Linked DNA regions of Mus musculus: regions 2, 3, 4, 5, 6 and 7 are each linked to region 1. A link is a loop called in an ENCODE intact Hi-C map of the cell type or tissue named here. Cell type or tissue: left cerebral cortex. All regions are shown on one strand. Links, peaks and the distances in the headings refer to the core of each region. The heading gives the core; the rest is flanking DNA.

Region 1 (4,384 bases), core at 198-4,197:
ACTCTCACATTTCACCTCATGCTGTAGATTTTTGTTTGTTTGTTTGTTTGTTTGTTTGTTTTTTGCTTTTCCCGTATCATCTAAGATTCTGCCCAGTATAATTCAAATAAAGTAGACTTCGTTATTCTTTGTTACTCTTCATTCACAACCATTGTGGTTGTAATGGGAATAAGGAACATGTGACAAAAAAGGAACACATTTTCATCTTAAAGATGGCCTACCAAATTCCCAACAACTTGACCCAGTTTACATGGAAACTTTGGCCTCAGCAAATAGCCTTCCCAGCAAATAGCTTGCTCACTATAATCAAGAAATAGACCCCTCCACAACCTCCTTCTGATGAACAAAAGTCAGGCAGTTACGATATAAAGAAGGGGTGGTAAGGGGAGACAGGGTGAGAAGAAACCGGAGGGTGGGGACATGTACACCACCCAACCAAGCTAAAGGGCACATACTCACTTTGACATTACAGTGAGAGATCACAACACTTTCTCTTGGGACCTTAGTCTTTGAGGAGGGACCAGATGAGCCCTCTGGGAGCTTGACAATGCTAGACCTTTGGCTCAGTGCAAAATCAAAGCTCCAGGGTACGGGGGAGGGGGGGGCAGGAAACCCACTGCAGGCCAGACCTGATCTCCACCCTTCCCAGTGCATTGTTCACAATTACTACCTACCTACATCATGGTATCACCAGGCCGCACATTCTCCCTTCCCTCCCTCTCTCAGGCTCCCAGTTGCTCCTTCCTTGCAGCAGTGGAGAGCGAGAGACATTTTTGAAATGCTGGGGTAGTGGGTGATCAAGTCAGAATGCTTCCCTCAGTATCAACAGCTTCTTCAGGCTTTAGGAAGAAGAATTGACGTTTCCAGACGACATAATGGTCTCTGGGTTGTCCCCATCGTCCTTCTGGGGGTGAGAGGAGTTGTCTGATTTGCTGCGGCTAAATTCCATGCCTGGGATGATGGGCCTCTTGAATTTGCCAGCAGAGTCTCCGTTGGGGCATTTGCAACAAGATACGATCCGGATGAAGGCCCGGCGCATCTCCTTGTTGGTCAGAGTGTAGATGATGGGGTTGGTACCTGAGTTCAGCACAGCCAGAACCAGGAAGTACTCTGCTTTGTACAGGATGTCACAGGTCTTCGCCTTGCAGCCCACATCTAACAGTAGTAGGATGAAGAGAGGGGCCCAGCAGGCAATGAAGACACTCAGGACAATGATCACCGTCTTCAGCAAGGCCAGAGACTTCTCAGAACTGCGACTGGCCTTGGAGATGTTCTTGCGGAAGGTCAGGCGGCGGCTTCGAGTCCTGACCAAGGAGTAGATCCTGCAGTAGAGGATGACGATGGAAAGCAGGAGCAGAGTGAAGACGGTGGTGCAGAAGAGAATATAGTGCTTGTGGTAGAGCGGGAGCACGGTGGAGCAGCTAGACAGCGAGCTGATGCAGTTCCAGCCCATGATGGGCAGGCCCCCCAGGATGAGGGAGATGACCCAGCAGGCGCTGATCAGCAGAAAGGAGCGCGAGCTGTTGCTCCCGTTGTGTAGTTTCATCTTCAGCATGGTGATGTAGCGCTCAATGGCGATGGCAAGGAGGCTGAAGACTGATGCAGAGAGAGCCACAAACATACTCCCTTCCCGCAGAAACCACTGGGCAGGTGTGAGCTTGTAAGTGGTGGCCCCAGACAACAGCAGGTTAGCTGTGTAAGCCACGCCTGCTAATAGGTCCGAGAGGGCTAGGTTGCCTATGAAATAGTACATGGGCCGGTGGAACTTCTTGGTTTTCCAAATAGTTAGCAAGACAAATATATTCTCTAGGATGATGAAGCAGCAGATGAGAATGAACACCACTGAAGTCAGTTTAATGCCATGGTCCTTCTCCGCCCCGATGTTCAACTTGCCTGTGTAGTTGTAATGCCGGACTATGATATCATAGTTCCCATAGTCAGAGACTGAGCTGCGGAGAGCTTTAACCTCCGGGATGCTAGTGGACACCATAGCTGCTAATTGTGTCCCCAGGAGCCTGGGGTGGTATTTCTCCAGGCAAACGCTAGAGGGCGAGGTTGAGTGAGCCTTCAGTTACAGCAAAGCCAGGTCAGCGAGCAATCCAATGCTTTTTTCTTTTATGGAGCTTTTCCTTGGCTGGAGAGGCCTCCGAGAAACAGCAGCCTTAAACAAGTTACAAAGAAAAGAATCAGGGAAAATGCCCAGCACACTAGCATAATTCATTCTAGCCAAGGCATTGCTCCAACTTTGTTGATGATTTGTTTTAAGGATACAGGACACAGGGAGGATTTTTTTTAACTCAAATGGTCATTTCTATTAACAAAACAAAAATAAACAAACAAAAGAGAAATGAAGTTAGAAAGAGAGGTAGAAAAAACAATTTACCCAGACTCTGAGGAGACAAAACCTTCCCTTGGGTCACTAAATCCACCAAGATGGAAATGAGAGCCACCCATTCTAGTTTTCGAGCCCACGCCATTTCCACTGGCATTGCCACGTTCAGTGTCCAGCCCTGAGATTCCTTCAAGCGAAAATCGACTGCTTGCTCACAGAAGGCACCAACTGCCCATTCTGGGTGCAGGGCAGACATGCATACCCCAACACACACACACACACACACACACACACACACCTCGAAGAGACCAGCCCACCTTCTCATTACCATGCCAAAAAAAAAGTAGCTTTGTAGGAGGTCATTTGACAAGTAAGCCGTTTTCTGGGCTCTATTAATAACTCCCTAGGAGCAGGTGTGCTGAGGGTCCGATGGTCAGAGGGTAAAGCGAGGTGTGGTGTGGGCCGCCAGGCCTTGAAGTAAACAGGAAAGCTTGGCGCCTCCGTGAAGCAACTGCCTATTCTTCTTTTTAAAACTTCTGTCTTTACTCCTCCGCCTCACCCAACCGCCCCACAAGTTCATTTATTACGTTTAAAGGTATTCACGGAGAACCCCTCCTAAGAGATTGCAGCAAATCCTAGACGTTTCTCCATGAACTGATTGCTTAAGAAAGTTTTAACTTTAGCCAACGCTTACTTGCACACACACACACACGAAAGTCACCCTGCTAGCGATAACGAAGCACGCCACTTTGTTTTAACTTCAGGTACATTAATTTCCAGAAACACATACTGCTAAGTTTGCATGGGCACTTTTAACTTCCTCCGCTCCCCACACCCCCAACATTGCCTCCTCTCAACAGAACTAGCAATCCCTAAAGGGCACACAGCACTACTTAAGTTGGACACACAGCACTAAATAAGTACTCTAAAGTCTGCACAGTAATTGATCAACTCTATAACAAATGAGGGGGGAGGGGACCCTAGAGACATTGTAGTCATTTCTGTGACAAAAGCTTACGAAACTCAACATTTCTCCACTCTTATCGCTACAGTCCATTCTCAGGCAATGGAAATTATTGGCGTGGTGCCTGATAATTTTGTCTACAGGATTTCAAAAAAAAAAAAATAATAATAATAAGCGTCTTCCCTTTTCTCCGTTCTAATGAATCACAGCTTCTCTAGCATGCCCTCCCCCAGTCGTTTCTATAATTTGGAAATTAATCTTTTTTTTTTTCTAACTTCATAAACTCCGTGCCCCAAGAAGAAGTCAGTCAAGAAGGACTCCATAGCATCTTGGTGATGCCCGGGTTCGTTTTGCTTTGTTTTTTCTCAAAGTTTTTGTTTGTTTCGTTTGTGTTTAAAGGTTCGTTCTTGACACCTGGACGCCCCATAGCCGGAGCCTGCGAGGCTCACAACCCCCTACCTCGCTCAAGCCGGACGAAGCTGCGTCCGCAGGACTCTGGGTCTACACCGCGCGATCCGCATCTTGCTGCTGTCGGCGACTGACGGCGACCAGCTCACTCGCAAAGTTCCCTGAGCTGGGGTCCCCTCCCTCCTCAGCGGTGCACTCCAATGGCCAGCCCTGCCTGCGCTGCCCGCACCACTTTTGCAAGACGAAGTCTCTGAGCGCCCCGCCGAGGCTGGGTGGCTCCTCTAGGAAGGGACTGGGAGGGGTTAATGCTTTTAACTCCTCCGCCCTCTGCCAGCGGCAGGGGGCCCCTCAGGGTCTGGGCTGCTAAGAAGCAGCCTCCCAGAAAGATCTGGGGCAGAGTGACTAAAATAAAACCAAATGAATAGGAGCCCCTCCGCCCCAACCAGCAGAGAGAAGGGAAGAGAAGGGGCGGAGCCTGGCAGCTCCTAAATTCTAATTCACACAGCTTCCCGCAGTCCCCAGCGCGGGACGGACTCTGAAACTAGGCATGGGGATCCCTGGGAAAACTTTTCTTCGTTAAAAATCTTAGAGGACAGAGGACAAGCCTGCACTTGGTAGAGGAGCTTTCTGGTCCCAGACCCCACAGCCCTGAGGATCCGTGTAGCCCGAGTGGTCCGGTG
Region 2 (4,384 bases), core at 247-4,246, 56 kb after region 1:
CCGTTCTGTAAAAACAAAACTGTTTCTCATACAAAGAGCTTTTTCCTAGTTAGCTATGCAATCAAAACTTAAACTTCAGTGTATTCAACATATTCAACATATTCAACGAACTGCAGGTAAAAAAATTTTTTTCCAAAATATAGGATACTTGAGGCCACAGAGACAGTTATTATTAATTGAATCTTCTTTCTTTCTTTCTTTCTTTCTTTCTTTCTTTCTTTCTTTCTTTCTTTCTTTCTTTCTTTCTTTCTCTCTCTCTCTCTCTCTCTCTCTCTCTCTCTCTCTCTCTCTTTCTTTCTTCTTCGCTGATTGTTTTTGGTCATGGAACAGCATAAACTTGGCTAGAAACCAATTCTTAAATGTTGCTACTTAAGTCTACTGCTGGCCCTACGGCTGTGTAGTACCACAGAGAGAGAAAGCACATTCCTTCCTACAGATTCTAGAGGTTCATGGGTTCCATAAGAACAGAAGCTAGTCTCTGGCTTTGGGGAGTGGGAGGGCTGTGGGCCTAAGAAGAGCCTCCCTTGGGCTACCTTATCTTCTTGGCATCTAGGAAGTGGGACAAGAAAACTCCTAAATATTGTCTCTTTGTTCTTAGGTTGGAATTTCTGCGGCAATAGTGGGAGTCTGGCTCAGAAGACTCCTATAGGTTTTATCTTCAATTGAGTCATGGGCTGAATATGCACAAAATATGTTTGACAACTACTTGAGATTTGGTGTTATAACTTGTTGCTTAGACCCAGACAGATAATTCCAGGTTTTCAGAAATTATCTTTCCTGAATCCTCTCTTTCAGAATGATAATTTCAATAAAATAGTGATTACTGGGTTTTGAAATTGGTCATGTTTCTAGGATAAATGGCTCCAAGTAAAATCAGAAAGTTAAAAAGGATCACAAAGCTCACATTTAAAAATTACTTAATTGGGCTTTGGAAATGGCACAGTGCATAAAAAATGTCTGCTGCCAAGACTGAAGGTCTGAGTTCAATCCCAGGTTCCACATAGAGGACAGAGAGAATTGGTTCTCTCAAGTTGTTCTAAGCCTCCTCACAGCCTCTCTCCATAAATAACCACAATTAAAAAAATATCAACAAACTGTTTAGTTTTTAAAGTTTTAAAGTTTAGTGAAAATAATTTGAAATTTAGCTAAAATGAATTTTATTTTTGTAAATGCCTTGCAAAGAAATGAATTGACCGCACATCAAAATTATCCAGACCCAAAGTCTATACAACATAATGAACCTATGTACACATTTACAATTGGCATAAAACCTTTCTAGTTAAAATCTTTATAAAAGATTAGAAACATTAAAAGGTGAGAATCGAGTTCATTAGTGATGACCTTTCTCCTCATAAGTATGAAATGCAGCTCAAAGGCAAACGTTTTGTTTTGACTATTGTTCATTTTTATTTAAAAATAAATTCTATTCACAATAGTTAAAAGAAAACAAAACCCACTTTGTACAGAGAGTGCCAGAACTTCTATTAAGAAATTCACAAAGACATTAGGAATAATATTGTGATAACATTTTACTAAAAAAAAAAAAAAAAAAAAAAAAAAGGAATTCTCAGAATCTGTAAATCTGGAGGAAACACGCAACTGGAAAATGGGATGATCAGGAGCCTAACAGACACATGCGATATGCAATACAAAGATGGGGGTTGGAGTGGTACAGACCTGTAACACTGGTACTTGGAAGATAGAGGCAGGAAAATCCTGAATTCAAGCTCATCCTCTGATCCATAGTGAGCTTAAGGCTGACTTCTTAGGAGAAATGAATAAGGGAAAAAAAGAGTTGATCATCTCATTCTTAGACCCAGCTAAGCTTTGGTTTAGCCCTTCTCCTCTGTGAGTACAGCGTTTCCACTCCTAAGTGAATTGATAAGAAGGCAAATGGGATAAAACTAGAAAGAGACTGACTACCTGTGCTTAGAAAGGCCACTGGAAGTATCACAGAAACACAGAACCAAGAGCCAGCAACCCAGGCATCATTTGCTAAGGAAGTGGAGTGTAGTCTTCAAATAGAACAAAACAGGACAAGTGATTGTGGTCACTGAGGTTGGAGAACAAACAATCCTATGTAAAATAAATTAAGGATGCTCCAAAGGAAATAAAACTTAACACACACAAATCCAGATGTTCCATATGTCCAAACCAAGCCAATGAAAAGGACTCCCTAAAACCTACTTAAAATAGAATGTAAAACGCCACGTTGTCAGTCCACAGTGTTCTACTCCTCTTAAAAAAAAAAAAAAAAAAAAGAATAAAAAGCTAGATGATATGCCTGTGGTGGCAAAGACCATTGTTGGTGAGCAGGGGTGGGGGTCGTATTGAAATAATTACATCAGCATGCGGACGCTGGAAAATTTCTTCTCCCATAATCAGATCAGATGGCGCTTCCTGTTTCGCATTTCTAGTACACGTTGTCTTGTACACAATAGTAGTGGGAAACAATAGTTTGGCACGAGGTCAGGGCATACTAAGAAACGCTCTGGCCCTTGAAAGGTTTGGATGAGTCAGCCCCAAACGACAAAGATTTCAATGACGACAAGCAAGCCTGAGATGGTGGCTGGGCAGTGGTGGCCCAGGGAATGTGCTGCAGGAAGCAGATACGGCCTGACGTCCATCTTTCCCCAGCCTCCAAGTCCTTGGCCACTGACTAATATTTTTGTCTACACTTAAGTGTATGCTTGTGTCTGACTAACCTGGCTTGATTGTTTATGGGGATTGGTTTGTTTGAAGAACAAAACTGCAATAGGGAAAAATACCGTGTCCACAGTGCCACCTCAGTTACTTCTCTTGTCTTCCATCCTTCCCGAGCTCCGAACAGTCTAAACAGACAAGAAGAGCGATCGCTGTCTGATGTGACTTACAGTAAATCCTACGCCCACTCACAAACAGCTCCTTGCAATGTTCAGGAGACAAAGCTCTTGAGCCTGGAATCCATCCATCTCTTGTCTTCTCTGATGCCTCAGTGGGACTTTTAGTACATGACGCTGGCAAGCTACCCTGGGCCTGGGTAGAAATGTTCATCCAGTCATCGCAATGGCTTCTCTGTATTACTCTGCCGCTCTGTTCAAGAATACATATGAAAAGAACATTCTGAAGTGGGCTAGATGAGGGGTCGTTTAGCTTTTGTCCACGGTACTGTCGCAGAGTTGCTTAAGAATCCAGGGACTATTCCAGAGAGTGTAGGGACAAAGTTAGGAGGGTTAGCATCTGGGGTGAGAAGTTGAAAACACAGAAATCGACAAAGGGCAAGGATGGATGTGAGAGGGAGTGGCTCGGAAGATGTAGGACTGAGAAGGCGGGGGGCGGGGGGTGTCTTTTCTCCCACGAAAAAAGCTGGTCTCCAAGCCCGCCCCTTTGTTAGAAGTAATAAAGTCTTAGTCACTTGAAAAATTCTACAAATATTAAAACTTTAGTTTGAAATTCCAAACAAAATTGGAAAATACAGAGCAAATAGAAAAGCAATTTCTAATTCTCTCCAGAAAGAAGCATTGTTTTGACAATTTATTAAAGCCATCTGAATACCTCTGTCTGAAGACATGCCCATTCTGGCTCATACATGTAACTTTACCAAAACAGACATATATACACACAAAGTTCAGCAAGCTGTTGTTGTTGTTGTTGTTGTTTTTTAATCAGTCACTGCCAGCTATTTCAATCAATGTATATCTACAAAATGAATCTTTAAAGATTTATTTGATTTTTAAAATTTTATTAGATAATTTCTTTATTTACATTTCAAATGCTATCCCAAAAGTTCCCTATACCCTCCTCCTGCCCTGCACCCCTACCCACCCACTCCCACTTCTAGGCCCTGGTGTTCCCCTGTACTGGGGCATATAAAGTTTGCAAGACCTAGGGGCCTCTCTTTCCAATGATGGCCGACTAGGCCATCTTCTGCTACATATGCAGCTAGAGACATGAGCTCTGGGGGTACTGGTTAGTTCATATTGTTGTTCCACCTATAGGGTTGCAGACCCTTTCAGCTCCTTGGGTGCTTTCTCTAGCTTCTCCATTGGGGGCCCTGTGTTCCATCTTATAGATGACTGTGAGCATCCACTTCTGTATTTATCAGGCACTGGAATAGCCTCATATGAGACAGCTATATCAGGGTCCCTTCAGCAAAATCTTGCTGGCATATGCAATAGTGTCTGGGTTTGGTGGCTGATTATGGGATGGATCCCCAGGTGGGGTAGTCTCTGAATGGTCCATCCTTTTGTCTTAGCTCCAAACTTTGTCTCTGTAACTCCTTCCATGGGTATTTTGTTCCCTATTCTAAGGAGGAATGAAGTCTGCCTTCTTCTTGATTTTCTTGTGTTTTGCAAATTGTATCTTGGGTATTCTAAGTTTCTGGGCTAATATGCACTTATCAGTG
Region 3 (4,384 bases), core at 198-4,197, 52 kb before region 1:
TGACCAGAAGGCACTGACATAAACTTTATGTGACCAGAAGGCACTGACGTTTCTAAGAGAGGACTGATAAACATCAAAACAAGCACCAACCCAGACACACAACAGTGATGCCCCAGAACAAGAGAAGAAAGGTCAGACAGCCAGAAAGAAGGAGGTCGAGAAGCAGTTCTTCTTCAAGTAGAGAGGTGAATGCCTGTGATATCAGCACTCTGAAAACAGACACCCTTTGGAAGAGGAAAGAATGACACTAAACAGTAGCCCAGAGTTCACAGCTCCCTTGTCACCTGGCTCCCTCTGGAGTCATCCAGAAAGCTTTCCAAAAGTACCAGAAATTGAGTCCCAGCCACAGCATAAGTCAGAATCTCTGCAGCTGAGCCCTGACAGTGGGATTGTTTTTTAAGGGTCTTACATGATTTGTATGCACAATTAGAGCAGAAATTTACAGACAGACAGGTCTAAAGAAACCCTGTTTGTTAGAGATGCTGTAAGGGACAATCTATTGGAGGTGGGGCCTTTCCATCTTAGAATTTAATAAATAACTGGTCCTCACCTCCTTGCTGTCCGTCAGCTGCATTTGTTGCTGTGGATCCAGAATCGAGCATGCTCACTTCCATGCTGTCCCCTTGTGTCATTTGCTAGCTGTAGATCATGATTATGGTCTTCCATCAATCTGAGCTCAGCCAGCCTTCCCCACTAGAGCAGCAAACAAGCCTCTTCTCAGGTCACCTTCACTTTGCCTCTCAGAGGTCTCGTGCTAAGAGGAAGCCCAAAGGGCCTTTGTTTTCTGCATAGCTGCCAAATCTGTGTGTCACTTCTTTTCCGTGATATCAAGATGTGGGTTTAGATCCAGGTATGGTAGGCAGTTCATGCCCATAATCTCAGCAGGCAGAGACAGGAAAAGCACTATGAGTTTGAAGCCAGCGTAAGTCACAGTTTCAGGTCAGCCTGGACTATGGGACGAGACTCTGGCTCAAAAACAAGAACCAACAGAGAGACTATTGAAGGAAGAGGAGAGAGAGGAGGAGAAGAAAAGGAGGAGGAGGAGGAGAATAAAGTTGCATAAAGACACATAGTGCTGCTACCTTTTCTGTTCGTACAGGGATCAGTACAATACAAAACAAACGAACAAACAAAAACAAAAACAAAAAAACAAAACCTCCAGATAGTCTTATCTTTACCCCCAACCCATAAATCTCACACCCAGGCAAGCATCATTTGCAATTTCCAATTCCATGAAATTCTTTAGGGTAACCCCCTCAACAAAAATTTTAGTTGAAAAAATCATCCCTGCTTGCCTTTTTCTTTTCCCTACATTGCTTAGCCCAGCCTAGCTCTCTATAGGTGGTTCTTCCACATCTGCCTCCTGAGTGCATGTTTCACACACTGCACAAACCCGCAGATTTAACAGCCACAGATGAGGTCATTAAAGCTATGGAATCTTCCGTGGACTTCCCCCACTTCTTGATTCCCGCAAACATTTCATCTCTCCCACACAGCACGTCAGACCCTAGCTAAGTTTCTGCAGCTGTGCCCAAAGAGACTCTGTGACTATAGACTCCCATTAGTGGCACAGAAAACCCACTAATTAATTAAATTAAATTAATTAAAGCCTAAGATTCATAGGACAGTGGTAGTAATAAAGCACTATCAATCCCCGCTCTTTGTAAAAGACAGAGTTACTAACAAGCTCACTATACAAAGGTTTCTGTAGCCAATTCATCTAAGTTGTTTTCAGCCTGAGTTGTTTTCAGGAGACAGTGAAAGAAGTAGAAGTAACTCTGCAATTCCTTCTTGGTGCTGGCACAGGCCTGAGGGCCACTAGGTGGCAATAGCGACCTAAAAACAAGCCCAATGCTCCTAGAGCCCAAACTGATAGAGTGAACTACCATGTAGCTGTCCAGCCTGGCTCACAGCCATAGCACAGGGTCCAATTAATTCACCCTCTTGATTGGCTATAGCCTCACTGTGATAGTAGTGAACTGAGGAAGGGGGCGCTATGCTATGCTTTGATTGCGGATAGGGTTCGTAGTGTAGCCCAGGCTGTCAAGGAAATTATCAGATAGCTCAGGCTGACCTCAAATTCAACTTAACCTTCCTTCCTTGCATCACTCCACTGGGATTACATGAGTAATCATATTTTAAAGACTGTTAACATATTTGCATGCCTCATGAAGGCACTGAAAACTAGGAAGCCCAACCATATACCCTTCTTTTAAATGTACACACAGAGTCCATATACTTCTATGTATAATATTCAAATATTTCCTCACATTGTTTCCTTTTTCTGTCCACTCTTCATTCTTGAAGGAAGAAGAGCAATGTCACCTTCTTCCTTAGTTACTCCAAGCAACAATGCTGGTCTGTCCAGTGACCACCCACAGTACATAGAGCCTCTACCGCATAGCTTCTTCTTCTCTTCCTATTCTATTCTTACGTATTGACTCCTTTTAAGTTCTATAGAGGAAAGCAAAGTGATCCCCTGCTTGTTTGAGCGTACACAGAGGTACCTAACACAGTGTCTTCCTCTTGATTTTACTTCTTCCAACTCAAAAAACTACACCATTGTCATTTTAATGTGAACAAATGATGGTTTGAAGGGACAAACATCTTATAGGCAATCACTAAAGGAACATATTTTATTAGTATAAATGTATGAAGATGTAAGCTAGCAATATCACTGTCTCATAGAAATGCCAAAGGGTTGATTACTTGGCCTTGTCTAAGTCCCAAAGTCAGACAGCTTAGGGACATAATCCCCCATCTTTAACAAGCTTTGTTGTCCTCAGTGGCAGGTCCACCACAGGCCCCCAAATGACAGTGTGCTGGTAGTGTCCTAAAATAATGGCTCAAGCCCAGTGCGAGCTAGATTTGTATCGGGTAAACAGAAACTTAAACTCAGCATTCCTCGGAAACCTCATAATGTGGGTTTCCGAGCACCAGGACCGTCACCACTTTCTCTCTTTATTCTCAGCCAGCAACTGCCATGGGCAAACTGCCAGCGGACCCAAACACCCAATCATCACTAACAGCTTTGATCCCTGCATCAGCTCAGAGACCCCCACCCTTCTGACTCCCATATAAAATTTGGTCATTTCCCCTCCAAGCTACCGCTCCCTACTCTCAGCTCAGCTAGGTAGTTTGTTCCCAACAAACTGTTTTTCTATCCAGCGAGTGGTCTAGTTCAGGGATTTTGCAGTGCTTGCTTACAGTGAACTTATCAGTTCACTGTAAAAATAAGCAAATATTAATAATGTGACCTAACTCAGGGAGATTTGCATTTGCCTTTTTAATAGTAAAAGAATCTACCATGATATCTATTCCCTTGAAAAAAATGTTCTAAATTCAGTGTTGGGACTCAGAACATGATATCCCCAAAGCATGGTGCTTTGACGTGCTGAATGGCCCCAGAAACAAGGTTTCCCTGACTTTCTCCTATCTCTTTGTCCTGCCTGACTTTCTTCGTACTAAGCAATTTATGGAGATCAGAAATAAGGGGCTGGGGCTCTAGTTCACATGGCAGAGTGTTTGCCCAGCATTCATGAAGCCTATCACTTGAGTACTAGTGACGTAGAGCCAGCATGATTAGGAAGGGGTTCAACATCAAACACAACTACATAGTTCAATTGGCAGCCATGCTTGGGAGGATGAGACAGAGATATAGAGATACAGACAGAGACAGAAAGACAGACAGGCAGAAATACACAGAGAGACAGAGAGAGATGGAGTGACAGAGAGAGACAGAGACAGAGACAGAGAGAGACAGAGAGAGACAGAGGGAAACAGAGACATGGAGACAAAGAGACAAAGAGATAGAGAGATAGAAACAGTGTAAAATCCAGAAACCCATCTTTCTTGAAATATGCCATTCCAGAGAGCCTTGCCCCATAGTAGAAAGAAGGGAACCTGACCTATTGAGCTTCACTCCTTAGCCTTTTGCCATTAAGTTACAGTTTATTTTTATTAAGTCAAATTTGTACATAGCTCTTTATTCTTCACCAAATCTGAGCACAAACATTCTTTCCCATAGGTCTTTGTCTCTGAAGGCCCCCATGTCATGTAAAATGTGGATTAAATTGTTATGTTTCTCCTGTTACCCTACCTTTTGTTATTGGGGGTATCCATTGTACCCTTGATGATTATTGAGGAACCTTCCTGCTCCCACAATAATAAGCTCTTAGCTACAGCATCCCTCCTTTTCCAGCAATATCATTTATCAAGGGGGTTACTCATAGTCAGCAATAAATAGAAAAATCTAGAAATAGAAAATGAATGTTTCAAATTATACACCAGTCTGAGTAACATAATAGAATTCTGTGCCACCCCCCATCTGTCCTTATCATGATAAGGATCACCTCTCTGACCAGCATATCCATGCTGTATATCT
Region 4 (4,384 bases), core at 197-4,196, 170 kb after region 1:
CCAGGGAGGCAGGTACTCAACATCCCATAGATGGGAAATTTAAGAGCATGGGGTTTCTTTTGCCAAAGTTTTTTTTTTTTTTTTAGAAGGGGGATACTATTTTTAGGGTGTATCTTTACTAGTCCTCCCTGGTTTCTGTGAAGACACATTTGAAGGGAACAAGATGGGAAGCTAACAGAGTAATAGAGCTAGGATCTGAACCAACACAGTGATAGTCAGTATGGTTTCTGACAGAGAAGACCTGGCAGTACGTGTGGGGGTGACTAATATCTGGGTTGGGGGAATGTCAAACCTACCCGATACAGAGTCAGATACCACGCAGGTAAAGAAGGTGATGAATCCAGCTCTGGATGTATAGAACTGGATAGGTTTCCGGATTATCAGGTTTGATTCCCAGCACTCACATGGTGGCTTATAAACATCTGTAACTCCAGTTCCAGAGATTTTGGTACCGTCTTCTGACCTCCATGGGCACAGGAACACATATGGTACACAGACATACAGACAGGGAAAACATTCACACACATAAAATAATCTAAAAAGAACTTTGAAAACCATTTCTCTAGATTTTTTTTTGGGCGGGGGCGGGGTTCAAGACTCACTCTGTAGACCAGGCTGGCCTCAAACTCAGAAACCTGCCTGCATCTGCCTCCCGAGTGCTGGGATTAAAGGTGTGCACCTCCACTGCCCGGCTAGACAAGTTTTAAAATGCTTATCTGTTATTAGCCTATCTTATTTGTTATCACTCAAAATCTTTTGTACATTTTTCCACATTGAGTTGTTTTCTTGTTCCATTTAAGAATCCATTAGATTTGAATTCATCTTCAGTTTATTATTAATTTGTTTGTGTGTGGGGGGGTGTGGGGGTGTGTGTGGGTGTGCCAGCCTGTGGTGGTCAGGGGAGACCTCTGTGGAGTTGTTTTTCTTCCACCTTTAACTGGGTTCCAGGATTAAACTCAGGTTGTCAGACTTGCGTGACAAGTTCCTTTACCAGCATCTTGATAGCCTTCCTTTGGTTTGTTTGCTCTGTTGACAAGTCTTTTGTCAAATTTCTGGTTTGCAAACATTTTCTCTCAGTGTACGACTTCAGTCTTTTGAAGGGAGTTTTTATTATTAAAGTATGACTTTTTTTCCTCTCTCTTTGCAACATGCCTTTTATAGCATACCTGAGAAATCTCTCCCTGGATAGGTCAGATTTTCTTTTCTTTTCTTTTTTTTTTTTCTTCTGTTATAATTTTAGGTCTTTCCATTTACACCATGATCTATTTTGAGGTGTATGTATTTTAATATGGTGCAAAGAATAAATCAATTTAGTGGGAACAGGGAGAATCAGGTCTTCGTGCACCCTTGGAGGAAAAGGCTAGACTTAAGAAAAATCTGAAAGGCCATTACATTGTGCCAAGAGAAGCAATGAACTGTCTTCCCAACTTGGATAAAGTTACCAGTGAATTTAGGAAGAGCATCTGCAGTGTAAACTTTTCGCTTACTGGAGCTGCGTGTAACCAATCTTTAAGAATCTCTGCAACAACCGCTGAGAGGTTTAAAGCACTTTCCTTTTTGTTATGCGCTTCCCGCCATAGAACTACTTTCTTTTTTAAAATTATCCTTTGGTTAGCATACTAAGTAATGGGCTTCATTATGGCATTTTTCATCCGTATATGTCATCACATTCGTATTTAGTCATCCCTTGAGCACTCTTAAAAGGTCACTCTCCACCGAGGGTGACTAAGGCAGATTCCCTTGAGGCATTCTGGTATCAGATCCCAGGGACAAACCCCTAGAAGGAGTCACAGCCCCCCCCCCCCCCCTGGGAACTTAACAACCACACTCAGCAGGGCAAGCCAACCTGTCCCCTCACCAGGGTGACTTCTGGTTAAATTGCGACAGATCTACAGAGCGGGAATTCAAAGCTGAGCAAACGCGGGGTCGGTCAGGGAAGTCCCTCCGGTTGTTCCTGCCAGTGTGCGTCTGGAGGGCGATTGGGAGCTATCGTCATCAGCCCGGACGCCCTTTGGGGATGTTTGAGTCCTGGCTTGCCGGGAGCGTGGGCACGCTGGGTCCTTTCCAGGCGCACAGCTGGACCCATTCCTGACCCTTGACCTCTGCCCGGGAGTCAGCGAGTCCTGGAGGGCCTTGCGGGGGGTATGCGATCGCTCTATAGCTCGTTCCTGGAGCGGTCTGTCATCTCCGCCTCCTGCCAGTCGTAAAGTGCTGTGAAGGGCTCTGCGCTTTACGGCGCCGTTAGGTGAGACCCGGAAGCTCTGTCTCTGATGGGCACATGGTTTGGGGACTGCAATTATTAAAAGGCTGCAGTGAGACTTTGAGGGACGTCAGCGAATCACCTCCGAGTCTCTAAGCGGGTAATCGGATCACACTTTTAAAAACAGTCATTCCATTATTTTCTAAGAGTATGCAGGAGTGTCGGACGCACGCAGGGTGCCACCTTGGTTTTTATGTTCATCCCTAGACTTTAGGTCCCCGGTGTTAGCTGACGTTTTTCTGTTGTTCACTTCGCTCTGCAGTCTCCCCATCCCTGGAGTTCGGAATGCTTTACTTGATCGGCTTGGGCCTGGGAGATGCCAAGGACATCACAGTCAAGGGCCTGGAAGTTGTGAGACGATGCAGTCGCGTGTATCTGGAAGCCTACACCTCAGTCCTGACTGTAGGGAAGGAAGCCCTGGTACGTGATTAAAGTCCCCAGGCCTCTGGGGAAGACATCTAGCTAGCGTCCGATTCTCCTACCCTAGACTGCACAGACTCTAAGCGTCTGCTTTTTTTTTTTTTTTTTAAGCCCCTGTAAAACACACACCCTGTCCATTAAGATCTACTTCATACTCAGTGACTTGGGAAATGAAACGGTAGTTTGTCCTACTTTACAAGTCTAATTTTGTGCCTTTCTCCAGTAAATAAAAAAAAAAAAGTTATTTTACACTCTTGGGGATAGTTATCAAATCCGTTATTTCATGAGCTAGCCAGACATCCTTTCCGAGTTGAGTGCTAATGAGGTGCTGACACAGGCTTAATGAGTTGCTTATACATTCAGCAAGCGATCTGAAAGCTTCCGTCTTTGAAGTAGTTCCATAGGGAACAGCGATCTCATTTTTTTTTGTCTGCAACATAGCCAAAGAGACCTTACATGTACTCTCCCAGGAAGGCTGTCATTCCCACATGTACATATAGAGTGACTAAGTAACCAGAGGATGTATTAGTGCATTATATACCTTAAACAGGGTAAATATGTAAATAATAGTTACAACAAGAAGGGTCAGTTTCTGCTTGATTGTCAAACTTAAAGTGAACCCTATATTGAGATAAGATGCTGATGTGTTGTTAGAGGAGGAGAGGAAGGTTTTTTTGTTTTGTTTTGTTTTTTTAAATTGTCAAGTCTTCCATATAAAAGTGTGGGCCAGAGAACTTCCGGTCATATCTCTCAGATTCACAACTCAGAATTTTGAAGGTTTCAGGGTTATGTTAAAAATCTTGAATCCTAAATAGGCTTCTTCTTAAGTTGGTCATGAATTAGAAAAAAAAAAAAAAAAGTAGTGTTTAATGGTCAGTTTGACTTGCTGGCCACACTTGTCGGTGTTTATACTTACTTCAAGATGATAGAAATATGTCTTGGATCAGTGATCAGAAACTATAATGGACCTAAAACCATTTGAGAAAATAGATAACTGGCAGGTTAATCGAATAGAATATTAAACACAGCCAGGGCTACACAGAGAAACCCTGTCTCTAAAACAAAAACAAAAACCAAAAACAAACAAAAAGGGAAGACAGGCAGTCGTGGCACACACCTTTAATCCCAGCACTTGGGAGGCAGAGGCAGGCAGGTTTCTGAGTTCAAGGCCAGCCTGGTCTACAGAGTAAGTTCCAGGACAGACAGGGCTACACAGAGAAATCCTGTCTCAACCCCCCACCCCCAAAAAAGCAAAAAACAAAAGAATATTAGACAATAGCTTAGAGCAAAATTGGGACATAACTTGTTTTGCCTTGTGACATGTCCCTGGACAATTCCTTTACATTTAATTTCTTATAAATTGAGGTCAGGATGTGTTTGCCTTCTAGGCTCTTAGAACAGTGTCCATCACAAAAGTTTTCAGACATTTTAGCTGCTAGCAGATATATTTCCAAATTTCTAAATGCTAGTTTCTCCATTTGTCAAAGAAAAAATAACCAATTGAAAGTTATATAGTATTTATTAAGGTGTATGTGAAAATGCTTTATAAATTATAAGTGTTAGTAAATATTAATTTTTCAAGGTTTTCCCCTAAGCATAAATGTAATTATTAGGGGTCTGGGCTTACCTTACCTATAAGTAAATTTTGTGTAGTTTTTTTAAGGTACCAGAATATCTGTTATTTCATAGTGATAAGTGTTGATA
Region 5 (4,340 bases), core at 1-4,000, 220 kb after region 1:
GAGACAGAGACCGGAGAAAGGAGTGCACATTTGGTGTTTCTTTAGCAGTTGAGCTCTTTATTGGCTTTGGCTGTCTTGAAGTTTGGTCTCGATTTGCTTTGGCTCTTGCAGTGCCGGGGTAAAGGAAGTTAGATCACACAGCTTTGGCCTTGTGTGTGTTAGGCACGGATTTTACCATGCTGTTGCCCATAGCTAGGTGTCAATGTATCAACAGAAAGATTCAGTGAATCGCCTTGATAGTAACACTGCTGTCACCAAGAATTCCTTCTCTCTGTCCCTTTGCCCGTTGCCCTAACTGTTGGAAACCAGTGATCTATTCTTCTTCAAGAGCTTTGCCTTTTTGAGAAGGTCAAAAATATGAGACTGGCTTCCATAAGCTCGGTGTTCTGGATATTCATGCAGACTGTCCCAGGTATCAAGAGTGTGTCCCTTTTTTACTGGTTAGTAGAGGTCTCCGCATGGAGAGACTGCAGTAGTCATGATAATTGCTAAAGCATTCACATCGAAGCTTTTGTGTGGTTGTTCTAGAAGAGATACCCAAGAATGGGATTTCTGGTTCAGATGATAGTAATACATTTACTTCTGAAGGAAACTACCTGTTTACTGGCCTAGCGAGATATGTTTGTTGGTGCAATAGTGACATGAATATTATAGGGCTAACCAATCACTTTCTGACTGGATTTAAGGCCTGCTCCACAGGAGAAACCGATCTGGAGAGCTCATACATCCCAGGAGTGAATCTGCCACTATTTGCTAAATAGGTACAATATCAAAGTACATTCTAAGTAGCTATTTCTATACCCACAGGCAAGTGTAACTCTCAGGTCTCCTCAGACAAAAGTCCTTGTGTAGTGCATGGTTAATACAGAGATTCGCCACTGGCCAAAGTGCGAAGACACGTATGTGTGGAGCTCTCAGCCATACATGGGACATCTGTATTATACAACCACCCTGCCAAGGCTCAGGGAACGTAGAGAAAGAGGGAACAAAAACATTATTCAAAGAGCCAGAGATAGGAAAGGATCAGAGTGAAACTGTCTTTTAGACATAAGCACTGAACCTCTGAGTTTGTGGTGGCTGTGGTCAACCTTCCAGCATGGACCAGAGAGGAGCAGATGAGCCTCACCCCAGCTTAAGAGTGATCGGATAGCCATGGCCGACCAGAGGAGGGAGACTGAGTTTGTCTAGGAGTGTAGTTCCTGGTGGGTTGCCCATGCTCCAGTAGGAACGACATACAAATCAGACTCTGGTTATAAGAGGCAAACAGAAGGCAAGCTGGGAAGGGTTGTGGTGAATGTCCACCGGAGCTGAAGGTGCAGAGCGGGAGCCAAAGTTGCTCAAATACATTGTATGCATTTATGCAGTGCTGAAAAATTAATATATCTTTCATTGTGAAGATCAGTCTGGTTGCATAAAGGAATTCCTAGAGCATTGGATGTGTGGTCAAATGTTAAATCCATGTTGAGTGTATTGAGGGTATTTACAAAAGATCCACTGAAGGAGGGAACCCTATCCTCAATAGGGACAGTACCGTAAACCTGAGGTCAAGACCAAACAACGATGGGGAAAGGAGAAAGCGAATACTCCAACACCAGCATCTTCCTCTCTTTTTCCCATCCACCAATAGGTGAGCAACCCACCCCATGCCGCCAAGGACAAGGAGCTGGTTCTGCCACAGCGCCACCACACCGTGTAAGCCAAATAGAACCACCCCCTTCTTTACATTGCCTACTTGAGCAATGACGAGAGTGACTCAACACTGCCCAAATGACCTCCAAACTGGCCTTTTCTTTCTGCGTTCTCACAGTATCACACGTGAGTTCTCATTGTTCGTCTCTTACAGGTCAGCTCTGGAGAGATTGACTGCCTCTGTCTCGCTCTCCCCAAACACTGCTAGCGGAAGACTAGATGTAAGGTTGTTTATAAAGGATGTCATTTGCCACCCTCTCAGATCACAGATTGTAGTAAAATGCAACTTCAACTCAGTTCCTGTATGCTCATTGCCTTTTGGAGACAGGTGGCACAGCGCCCCACCCTTTTGACCTTTTTAGTTTTGGGGCAAATGTTAAAAAGAGGTAGTGTGCTTCCTTCGCTTCTTTTTGAAGCTGTTTGCTTTCTAGCTCCTCCACTTTTCCCGTACATGATAGCAGAACTTTACTGGCACTGCAGTGAGGCCCGTGGGAGTTTGACTGCAAGTCTTCCATATGGTGTGGATAGTCTGGAGTTTATCCCATGTGGGAAGAATACAGCCATTCTTCAAATATCTCTTTTGCACTGAATGCTTTATCCTCTTTCTTGATCTCTGATGAATCTGAGAATAGGAGTGTCGGACATTGCTTATCCCACAGTCGCTGAGCTGTGTTCTGTTTCTGTAGTTTCTTTCTTGAAATGGTTTTTGTGTTCTGAATGGGTAACTTTTCCTGATCTGTCTTCACGGTTATTGACTCTTGCTTCTTCTATACTGCTATTGAGTTCATTTGATATGCTTTTAAATTTTTTCTTATTGTCCTGAATTTTCATCTTTTTTAAAAAATAAAATTTTGATGTGCATACATGTGCTATTATGTGAGTTATCTGTAGGAGACCACAGGGACAGAAAAGGATGTCAGATCTGCTAGAACTGGAGTTACAAACCACTCTGAAGCCATCCTATAGGAACCAGTCCTGGGTTCTCTTGAAGAACAGTAGCTGTTAGCCACAGAGCAAGCTCAGCCCTAGTCTCCAATTTCTTTCATTAGTCTTTGTTGCAGGGTTATTTGTTACTGTGCAGTTGTGTGTTTTCATAGTGGCTACATCAAGATCTTTATTAGCTTACTCCAAAGCTCACGTGGTTACAGCACTTGTTCAACTCCCCTGGGATTTAAACTGGACGTTCTGGATATCATATATTAGGTCCTAAGTCCTCTAAAACTCTGTGGTGAAGTCAGCCGTTCTGTTCTCAGAAGCAAGCAACGTGGTGAAGGGCAGGGTGTGAGTGCTTGTCTGTCCCTTCTGTACACTGGTCAAAGACCGCAGGTCTGGCCCCGTGTAGTTTGTTCTACTTAGTCTGGAACTTGGGGAGTTGGATAGGGCTTTTTTAGTTTGCTAAGTAGGATCAACATCAAAGCATTAATGAGTTGAAGGTGATCCTTGGAGTTCATAAATTACTCACATGGTTCTTCTGGGCTCTGTGCCCCTCAGTCTCGCCCTACCCCACGGTACCCTGGGCTCCCTTTCCCCATCCCCAGCCAGGAGCCTGGCAGTCTTACTACTCTTCAGTTCATCATCTCCTGAGTGGGACTGCACCCTCACCTATGCAGGAGAGAGATTAGTTGTCTTTTTGAAGCCATAGCTTTTCCAATAAAAACTAAAATCTGCTCTTTCCAGGAGTTGACACTTCTGTTGGTTTCCGTAGCTGCTGGCTATCAGCCACCACAGTGCTGTGTCCGACAAGTCTCAAGCTAACAGATGTGTTAACTTAGCCTTCTGGAGTCTTCCTAAGCCAGTGCGACCTTTATACTAATTACTCGTCAGGGGAAGTAACATGACATAGAGAATTCCTGTAAAGTCGAACATGGTGAGCTAGCTCACTGCCTAGGGTGAGGACGTAAGGCTATCAGATTGTCCCTAATTTACTTAAAAATTTAGATGATCACATTTCTAAAAGTTAAAAAAAAAATGGCAAGACCAAAGTGTGGACACTTTGCCCCTTCCTAGAAATGGGAACAAAACACCCATGGAAGGAGTTACAGAGACAAAATTTGGAGCTGTGACGAAAGGATGGACCATCTAGTGATTGCCATATCCAGGGATCCATCCCATAATCAGCTTCCAAACGCTGACACCATTGCATACACTAGCAAGATTTTGCTGTAAGGACCTAGATATAGCTGTCTCTTGTGAGACTATGCCGGGGCCTAGCAAACACAGAAGTGGATGCTCACAGTCAGCTATTGGATGGGTCACACGGACCCCAATGGAGGAGCTAGAGAAAGTACCCAAGGAGCTAAAGGGAACTGCAACCCTATATGTGGAACAACAATATGAACTAACCAGTACCCCGGAGCTCTTGTCTCTAGCTGCGTATGTATCAAAAGATGGCCTAGTCAGCCATCACTGGAAAAAGAGGCCCATTGGACTTGCAAACTTTATATGCCCCAGTACAGGGGAACGCCAGGGCCAAAAAGGGGGAGTGGGTGGGTAGGGGGTTGGGGGGGTGGGTATGGGGGACTTTTGGGATAGCATTGGAAATGTAAACGAGGAAAATACCTAATTAAAAAAAATGGCAAAGTTGTAATTATAATTGCCATGAAACTGTATTTATGCTTATATAGAAATATGATTCTATTTATATAATGTTA
Region 6 (4,384 bases), core at 229-4,228, 65 kb after region 1:
CTATGACCTTCACAGAAGTGCCATGGCATATGTGTGCCCATCATACAGATCAAGGAGAATGAGTAAAGGGAAAAGAGGGGAAGGAGGAGGAGAAGGAGGAGGAGGAGGAGGAGGAGGACGACGACGACGACGACGACAAGATGATTTCAAGATGTGTTTTCTTTTATATGGAGAAAATATGAGATAAATTTCAGAGCCAGCAACCTCCTTTGTGCTGTCTGGATAAACCAAGGGCATTTGAATGCCTTTACCAACATATATATTAATTGAGCATCAAAAAAGGTTGCCACTGTATTAGTTAATGAAAAGTATCAATAGTTAATCACAGCCACTCTCCTCCCCTGACATTCTCTGTGCACCTGGCAGATTGCTTTCTGGCTGACCAAATGTTGCCTCTCTGGAGCTGTAGCCCAAGGACAAGGTTGAGAGATCCACCCACGTCTCACTAGTAAACATAGAAAGACGATTGCTCCCTTTGCCTGATTAATAGGATCACTCGTCTACACTGAATGAGTCCCACTTTTGAGGACTCCTTCAGAGCCACAAAGTACCTCATACCTCACAGTCTCAGAGGACACAGAGTAAATGTCAACCCATCCGGTAACCTTTCCTCAGCTTTGGTATGAAGATACTGGGTAGTAAATGTCATCAGAAGAGATAAACATGATTATCTTCAAGGTACAGATTGATTTACTATATGCTCGGTAAGGAATTTTTCAGTCATTATAAATAAATTACTTTACCATTATAAATAAAATTATTTTACTAGTCGTATAGCATTGATTAGACACAAAAATGTTGAAGGGTCAATCAAAATGAAATTTGAAGTAATAAGAAGAAAATACAGTAAAGTCTTCAAGAGCTATTGTGTTCCGTGTCAAAATCTTCCGGTGGATGAACTGCTGGCTGCTATTTTAACTAAAAATAAACCATCAATTCACCAAACAGAGCTGCACACTGCTTATCCAATTCTTAGGATCCCTTCCCTTAAACCGCCTCATTTAAAATCTTTAATTCTATCTAGACTTATTCATTTAACAGCTTGGGTTTTCTGATTTCTTTCTTGCGTTTCCCACTGCATCCACACTTAGCCAATTCCCCTTTTGCGACAATGCTCTGTCCAGGATCAATCTCACAACAGGAACACCACCGAGGGGAAGGTAGGAGTGTCTGCCACTTAAACTCTTCAAAATATGTAGATAAGGACAAAAGTCCCCCGAGGGCTTCTAAAGGTGGCACTGCCAAGGGAAGTGCCTCTCAGAGTCCAAGTGCTTCTCAGAACAAGGAGGACTCAAAGCAGCAGGGAGGACTCTTGCCAATGAGATCCTTTCGAGAGAACAAGCACAGAGGTCCAGCGGGGTGGGCTGTGCTTTTGCGTGCTTTCTTATACCTTGTGTGTGCAGACTATCCATCTATGACAAGTTCATATTTTGGGAAAGATCATGTCAACTTCCCTTAACAGAGAACAAGTTATATTTATATGAACATTACTCAAGTTCTATAGTATCTCAATAGTGCTTTCAGTCAGCAATGAGTACGTGTGTGTGTGTGTGGGGGGATATATGCTAGTACTATAGACATTTTCAATACGTTTTTAATTTTTTTTACCTTTGTATATGTGCATGCATGACATACACATGCTGAGAGAGGATCAGAAGACTACCCTGCGTGCTGGTCTTGCCTTCCCTCTTATTTGAGACAGAATCTCTTTGTTGTTTTCCTGCTGTGGATGCCAGGTCAGCTGGCTCATGGACATCCTGGGTTTGTTTGTTTGTTTGTTTGTTTGTTGTTTTGTGTTGTTTTGTTTTGTTTGTCCTTGCCTTCCATCAACCATAGAAACCCTGGATTATAGACACCCATACTGCAGCACCTGGCTTTCACATGGGTTCTGGGGATTCAAACTCTGATACTCACATTTGCATGCAAGCACTTTTGTCCACAAAACAATCTCCACAACCCATTATCCATATTTAACAGAAGTTTGGAGAGGACCGTAGCATCACCAGAGAAAACATCCAGGGCTTGCCATCCCCACGTCTCATTACTTAGAGGGAGTGATGGCTCCATCCTGGAGCAGAGGCACCTCTCCAGTCAGAATAATCACTCTGTAGATACTGCCTGTGGTCTACCTACTGCCTGGGTATCAGAGCAGCCTCGGGGACAGTGTACTTCAGCTGAGCAGGGGCTGGGATGTGCCAGGAGTTGGCGAAACACTGGGACCTCAGCTTCTCACTGAGGAGTTCCCAGCACAAGGACTGTGAGAGGAGGGAGAGAAAAGTGTCCCTCCCTCCTCACCGAGTCAGCCACCGACACAGTTCAAAGTATCTTTTGATGAAAGATCACTGAGTGGCTCTGTGTATGTGACACAATACAATTTAAAATTTTGAAGCAATTTAAATAATTTAAGAAAATTTTTATTTAAAAACTAGAAAACTGTAGTAGGTCATTTGCCTAGCATATGCAATCCCCTGAGTTTAGCAACACACACACTCACACATATGCACATAAACACACACATAAGCACACACACACAAGCAAGCACATGTGCACACACATGCACACACATGCATACACACATGCACACACACACCATTGCACTTTTCAGTACCGTCTCTTTATGCACATGAATAAGACCTTTCAGGATCTGCATCAATAACAAGAAAAGCTAGGGCTGAGTGTGTTGGGATAGACCTTGCCAGGTGACTGTGGAGCAGAATCTAGAAGAAATGTAACAACTATGATCCTGGCACTTGAGAGGCTGAAGCAGGAGGGTTATAACTTGGAGACCACTGGGACTATATAGAAAGACTCTTTCAAAATTAAATGGACAAAGGAAAAGTTATTGACTTTATGGATGATGAACCTGCCTCCTTCCTGCAGTGAACAATAAATATCCATGAATGGATAGTAGAAATGCAAAAAATGTCAAAACAACAGGGGAAACCAAAAAGTCCAATTCACCATGCAGTTTCTTCATTTATATGCTGTTATAAAAAAAAATCTATTTCACCATTACCCTGAGAGTTGTTAAGCATATAGATTTTGTCTCGTGTGTGTGTGTGTGTGTGTGTGTGTGTGTGTGTGTGTGTGTGTGTGTTGGGTGACCTTTAAATGAATAATAATGGCAGTAGTAACTGATTCCAAAAGAAGTTTGGGTATCATGATTACAGGAAATTGGTTGAAGTATTAATTTACGTAACTGTTTTTGTACGAGGGAAGCATGATGGGATTATCATACACACGGTTCAAAGATAAGTGCAGAATAAAGTTCCATGGGAAATAGAAATGAAAACCCGGACGAAATGTAGATATCTATTAAACAGAGCGTAGCATTTGCCTTTTAAATTAAACTTGATTTTCTAACTCTGAAATGGGTCATGGGAGTACCATATTGCTGTGGTATTTAGACTATATGTTAATATAGAAAAGCAATATAGCTACTTTGTTAAGTAAATACTTACAACATGAAGGAAATCTATCACCAAAATTACAATTAAAATATTTGACAATTTGTAAGGGGTATTACAAACATTTTCAAATCTCTATGGACTGCATAAGAGTGGGAATTGTTAAAGAACAGGCTAAAGAGAGATGGCTCGGTAGCTAAGAGTGTGTTGCCAGCGCCCACACGAGTGCACTCCACACTGCCTGTAACTTCAACTCCAGGAGGTCTAGCTCCCTCTTCTGACCTCCAGCCCCTCATCCCTGTGCAAGTGCACACACAAAATTAAAAATGAAAATGAAACCTTTAAAGATCGCTGATCACTATGCTACGGAAACACCTCACTGTCTTTATTATTTGTGTAAGAAATGCAGATATTTGGGGGGCCAGGAAATGGCTATGTTCAGTGGATGAGAGCTTATACAGCACTCCCAAGGCCCTGAGAGGCAGAGCAACGGGAGGAGCAGAGAACAGTAAAATGATCTCTAAAACTTACAGACAGCATCAGAAAACAAGCTATGAACATTAGAATCATGGCAAATGATCAATAAGGCAAGTAAAACAGCCTGGAATATTCGTTCCTCGATCAAGATCTCTACAGTCCTAATCCCCTACTCTAGCTCCATTGTATAGCCTGTCAGTGCCTGTGCACATGGGACATAAATGTGAGAATCTGAAGTGACCTTGACCTGAATCCTCGACCCCAAATATAACTCACCTAGCTGATGTGCCATTGACATCACAGTGTTCCAGGAATTGTTATTAAAGACTAATTAGGAAGTCAGTTGCCCTAATGGAATCACATAGACCTAAATAACAAAACAAAACAAAACCGAAAACTTAAAAAACAGCCTGACATCAGACAGAGGAATACCACCACACCAAACAGGATGTTTCCATTTATCTTTGGGGCAAGTAGAAAAGAATCCATCAGGCTGGAAA
Region 7 (4,384 bases), core at 188-4,187, 260 kb after region 1:
TGCCACCTGCAGAGCTTGTTTTCGTCATGCATGGCCTTCTAGCTCTTACCTCTAATCACACCCGGTGCTTGTCATTGCTCAACCCTCTAAATCTGCCTTGAAAATGAGTATTTCCCTCAGTATGATAAAAAATAAATGTATTATTTAAAACTTCTTATACAAAACAGGAGGACATTCTTTTATGTACATCTACATGACTGTTTTTGTTTTTCATAAGTACAAAATACAAGAAGGATGAGGACTGGAAGACTTCACAAACAGATAATAGTAATAAAGAAGTCTAGGAGGCTTCAGAAGCTGCCTGAGACAACGCGCACTGCTGTGTCCTCCCGGGTCCTCCCACCGAGCGTGGCGCTGGCTCCCTTTTATTCAAGTGGTGAACACAATCGCACTAAGTCAATGGGATCATTTAGAGCTTGCAGTGACACATCCAATTTCCTCCGCTTTCTACTTCCTTCCAATGCCAGCTTTCTCGTGGGAGGAGAAGGGGGCGACCCACTGTAAACTGCACCCGAGATCCATTTCCGGGAACTAATATTCTCTCTCTGCAGCTTCCACTCCGGCTCCTCACTGAGAAACAAAAGTCACCACAGTACAAACCAGTGTTGCCCAGAAATTCTCACTCCCCATTGCTTGGGGCCAGAAAATGTTGGGAGAAAACCAACTGTGGGAAGTGACCTCCACTGTCAAAGGGAAAACTGAGTCTGTCTAGATGAGAAAGGACAGAGCAGGTTTCCACAACACACTTTACCTGGACAATACGGCACAGAAAACATGGAGAGATTGGAAAGAAAAATGCTTTTTAGTTTTTCTTGCTGTATAACCCAGGCTGGTCTCAGAGTGGAAGTCTGCTCCCTCAGCCTCCCAGGTGCTAGGACCATGGCGCCTGTCACCATGCCCAGAGTCTACAGGCTCAATAATATACCAGAAGGTCAGTCTTGTGAGTGGAGTGGAACCCCATCTATGCCCCTACTGATGAGCATGGCGTTCCTTATAAAAGCACAGGTTTTACAGGAAAGGCAATACTGAGTTGGTACTTGAGATAAGGTTTAAGATTTCTCAGGTAGACTTATGGGAGATGGGGGCAGGGGGCTGGCTCCTCACTTTTCTTTCTACTTTTACCTCACTGTTCACTCCAATGCACACACACCTCCCAACCGTTTGAGTATCAGAGGCACATTCTTGGTCAATGAAGAGCTGAGCACTTGGCCTTTTTTGATCTGCCACCTCTATCGCTTTCTCTCTTTACTCCTGGTTTAGGTATCCATGTAGAGCACCCATCCTTTAGTCACTATACAATGCTCTTTTCTTCCACCTCACTGATTATAACTCAGACCTTAGATGTCAATTTTAAGCATATCACATCTATTTTTATTTTATGTGTATGAGTGCCCTACCTGCATACCTGCATGTAAGCACCTGAGTGTGTGTGTGTGTGTGTGTGTGTGTGTGTGTGTGTGCGCACGCGCATGTGTGTGCAGAGTATAATTTGTGCTGGCTAACAACTCCTAAGCAGGGGGCTCATCAGTTAATTTCCCTCTCTTATAATCCCTGCCTTGCTCCCTGTCACAGTAGCACTCATCTGGCAAGACTGCACATCTAGTAAACCCAATTCTTTTTACCACTGTATAACATTTACCAAGCAGCTAAGCAAGACACGAGGAAACACACACCCATATTAGTTGTTTTTATACTAAACTCATGACCACAAACCTCAAAGTGGGTCCTGGGTGCTGCCCGGCAATCATGCTTTCCACTTTACAGTGAAAGGCTCTGAAGGGGGTTGACTGCGGCTCTGCCCCCTCCCCCGACTGTCTCTCGATGCTCTTTGACCAGGTTTTCCTTCTCACCACCCTCCCCAGTGTCTGCTGTAAGTGACCAATCATCGAAGAGCATTTGCTGGGTTGTTCATTCCTTCCTGTTGGAGAGCTTTCTTTGGAGGGCCTCAAGTGTGTTCATGGCTCTCCTGTCTTGCTGCACCGTGCTGTGCGTGTCCTATTATCTCCTCTGATACCTATATGCTTTACTGACTCCCCAGTGGGGGTAAGGGATTGGCTATGTGATCAACCCAGCCCAGTAGGTACCACAGGGTTTGCTGAATGAATGACCTTCAGATACACTGTAGTTATTCACTGTCTCAAAGAGGTAAGATTTTAATAGCTGCATCATACATTTCAATAACTAATTGTATTATAATCAGATTGCCTCCATTTCTCAATATGTCAAGTATACGGAAACTAAAGGGTTTTGGGAATTGAACAGTAGGTCATAAGAATAAAAAGGAGTTGCACTTATGATAACTGACTGAGGCTGCTCAATGTACCATATTAAAAAGGGAGCTGCGGCTAAGCCAGTTTCTGCAGGACAGAGCCACAGACTATGGGATACTTCCAAGGAGAAGGAAGGAGTGGCGAGGTGGCACTGCGTCAGCTGACCGCTAGACTGTGACTTTATCCAGCTCTGTGTTAGCTGAGTGATGACAGTAATGCCGTATCTACACACCCACCGCCTACTGGGAACCTCCACATGAGTACATAACATAGCATCTGAGGCCAGCAGTGCGCAGAACACATCTGCTCATCTACAGTGCCTTCAAACGGGAGGGAAGTACCAGTCCTCTCTCAGTGAGAACACCATCCGTCCTGGGTGAGAGCTTTAGGCATTGCCATGGCTCCCTGTCACTCGGCCCTGACCCACACATTCACAGCCATGAGCAAATCTCATCAGGTCTACCCCATTTTCTGGCTTTATTCAAGTCTCTCCATTGCTGGATTGGACCTAGCTACTATGGCCTCTCCCTTGGTCCATTATGGAATCTTCTAGATGCTTTACTTGTTTAAACTTGTACCTCTGCGTTAAGATAGCTTCTTTCTTTTTATCTTTCTTCCTTTCTTTTATTTTACTCAATTTATTTATTAGAATCAGGGTCTTACTATGTAGCTCTGTGTAGCTTAGTACTTGCTATGTAAACCAAGTTGACCTCAAACTCACAGAAATCTGCTTGCTTCTGCCTCTTACGTGCTGGGATTACAGGTACCACCATGCCCAGTTAAAAACTATTTTTAAAAAATCAAATCAGGCTGGGCAGTGGTGGCACATGCCTTTAATCCCAGCACTTGGGAGACAGAGGCAGGTGGATTTCTGAGTTCAAGGCCAGCGTGGTCTACAGAGTGAGTTCCAAGATATCCAGGGCCACACAGAGAAACCCTGTCTCGGGAAAAAAAAAAAAAAAACCAACAACAACAAAAAAACAACCAACAACAACAATAACAAAAAACAACAACAAAATCAAATCAGGAGGTTGGAAAGATGGCTTTGTGGCCAAGAGCACTTATTGCTCAGTTCCCAGCATCCATCTGGTGGCTCACGCTATCTTAAAATTCCAGTTCCAGGAGGTCCAACAAACTCTTTAGACCTCAACAAGGCACTAGGCATACATGCAGGTAAAACATGATGTGGTACTCAGGCATACATACAGGTAAAACATGGTACACAAATATACATGCTGGTAAAACACTCACTTACATAAAATAAAATAAAGTTTAAAAATACGAATCAGGGTAGGAGGATATAGACGAGTGGCAGTGCCTGCCAAGCACGCCCAGGCTTTGGCATGGTCCCCAGCACCGCAAACAAAATATATAGACCAAGGGTCACTCTACGATGGTTTCCCACTGCACATGAAATTAAATCCAACATCCAAGTCCTGTAATTTTCCCTGGTATATTTCTTCAATTTCACCCAAACCACTCTTCTCTTCCTCCCTGTGCCTCAGCCACGCTGGCCCCCTTTAGGACAGCTGGGTTGTTTCGGTTTTTTTTTTTTTTTAAACCAACTGGTCCCTAGGCTGGAAAGCTCTCAGTGACTAATAGTTAGGTCTGCAGACTTCCCTTATCATTCAGTCTCAGCTGACAGCTCAGTGACCAGCATCAAGTCTTACCTTAGCTCTGCATAATATAAATAATCATATCAGAGGCAACATTCATTTATTGATTTGATTATCTCTCTCCTATGGTAAGATAAAATCAAAATAGTAGGGATCTTAGAGCCAAAAGAAGCTACTTGTGGAAGATGGTATATAATTTTTAAAAAATGTATTAGACATTGTGGCAAGATAAATTCATTGTGTGCGCATGAATTTATCTATTATTTATTTTTTGTTTGTATAAGAAATGAGTAAGAAGATAACAAGGAAAACAATTCAAGTTGGAAATAGAAAATCTATAACTCTTTAGGGTGAAAAAGCCTAAGTTTTTCCACCTCCAATCTGAAGTGTGCCAGTTCCTTTGCTGGGAGGACCCTATGGTCACTTTATCATAGCAGGACACCAATTTGCCCCACAGAGCTCTAGAGAAACATAAGCAGACTCGGGACAGAGGGCTAA

Evidence for each region. Hi-C counts contacts between places; a loop is a spot of excess contacts. Peaks named below come from ENCODE experiments on the same cell type or tissue, not always from the same donor. Only the 100,000 strongest peaks of a DNase experiment are listed, where the experiment ranks them.
Region 2: a loop joins it to region 1, with 2.9 times the contacts of the local background. A loop is called at or near these places in 14 of 42 quality-filtered maps.
Region 3: a loop joins it to region 1, with 4 times the contacts of the local background. A loop is called at or near these places in 16 of 42 quality-filtered maps.
Region 4: it touches region 1 in a loop (9-fold over the local background); 28 of 42 quality-filtered maps call a loop at or near these places.
Region 5: a loop joins it to region 1, with 2.0 times the contacts of the local background. A loop is called at or near these places in 8 of 42 quality-filtered maps.
Region 6: a loop joins it to region 1, with 2.3 times the contacts of the local background. A loop is called at or near these places in 9 of 42 quality-filtered maps.
Region 7: a loop joins it to region 1, with 4 times the contacts of the local background. A loop is called at or near these places in 15 of 42 quality-filtered maps.

The regions. Positions count from the first base shown.
Region 1 is chr3:115,710,954-115,715,337 of GRCm38, forward strand. S1pr1 (sphingosine-1-phosphate receptor 1) reads right to left here and starts at 4,102. Exons shown (of 2, transcript NM_007901.5): 1 at 3,756-4,102; 2 at 1-2,161. The coding sequence starts at 1,990. The coding sequence ends at 842. In left cerebral cortex, for the core only: CTCF peaks have their summits at 2,033 and 4,036; DNase peaks (open chromatin) are centred at 1,505, 2,066, 2,581, 3,189 and 1 more place; H3K4me3 peaks cover 4,000 bases; H3K27ac peaks cover 3,456 bases.
Region 2 is chr3:115,766,493-115,770,876 of GRCm38, forward strand. No RefSeq gene overlaps it. Among named protein-coding and RNA genes, the nearest start is that of S1pr1, 54 kb to the left of the region's middle. In left cerebral cortex, for the core only: no CTCF peak of the experiment used is centred there; a DNase peak (open chromatin) is centred at 2,391; H3K27ac peaks cover 2,022 bases.
Region 3 is chr3:115,659,393-115,663,776 of GRCm38, forward strand. No RefSeq gene overlaps it. Among named protein-coding and RNA genes, the nearest start is that of Gm40124, 20 kb to the left of the region's middle. In left cerebral cortex, for the core only: a CTCF peak has its summit at 1,821 (motif pointing right); a DNase peak (open chromatin) is centred at 1,834.
Region 4 is chr3:115,885,918-115,890,301 of GRCm38, forward strand. It overlaps Dph5 (diphthamide biosynthesis 5), which reads left to right and starts at 2,266. Exons shown (of 8, transcript NM_027193.2): 1 at 2,266-2,360; 2 at 2,523-2,680. The coding sequence starts at 2,546. It overlaps A930005H10Rik (RIKEN cDNA A930005H10 gene), which reads right to left and starts at 2,213. Exons shown (of 2, transcript NR_015487.1): 1 at 1,847-2,213. In left cerebral cortex, for the core only: no CTCF peak of the experiment used is centred there; a DNase peak (open chromatin) is centred at 2,205; H3K4me3 peaks cover 2,154 bases; H3K27ac peaks cover 1,422 bases.
Region 5 is chr3:115,931,812-115,936,151 of GRCm38, forward strand. It overlaps a transcript of Dph5 not described here. Among named protein-coding and RNA genes, the nearest start is that of Dph5, 46 kb to the left of the region's middle. In left cerebral cortex, for the core only: no CTCF peak of the experiment used is centred there; DNase peaks (open chromatin) are centred at 2,186 and 2,727.
Region 6 is chr3:115,775,580-115,779,963 of GRCm38, forward strand. No RefSeq gene overlaps it. Among named protein-coding and RNA genes, the nearest start is that of S1pr1, 63 kb to the left of the region's middle. In left cerebral cortex, for the core only: no CTCF peak of the experiment used is centred there; no DNase peak of the experiment used is centred there; H3K27ac peaks cover 324 bases.
Region 7 is chr3:115,972,674-115,977,057 of GRCm38, forward strand. All of the region lies in intron 8 of Slc30a7 (solute carrier family 30 (zinc transporter), member 7), which reads right to left. Among named protein-coding and RNA genes, the nearest start is that of Mir669n, 5.0 kb to the right of the region's middle. In left cerebral cortex, for the core only: no CTCF peak of the experiment used is centred there; DNase peaks (open chromatin) are centred at 2,543, 3,415 and 3,578.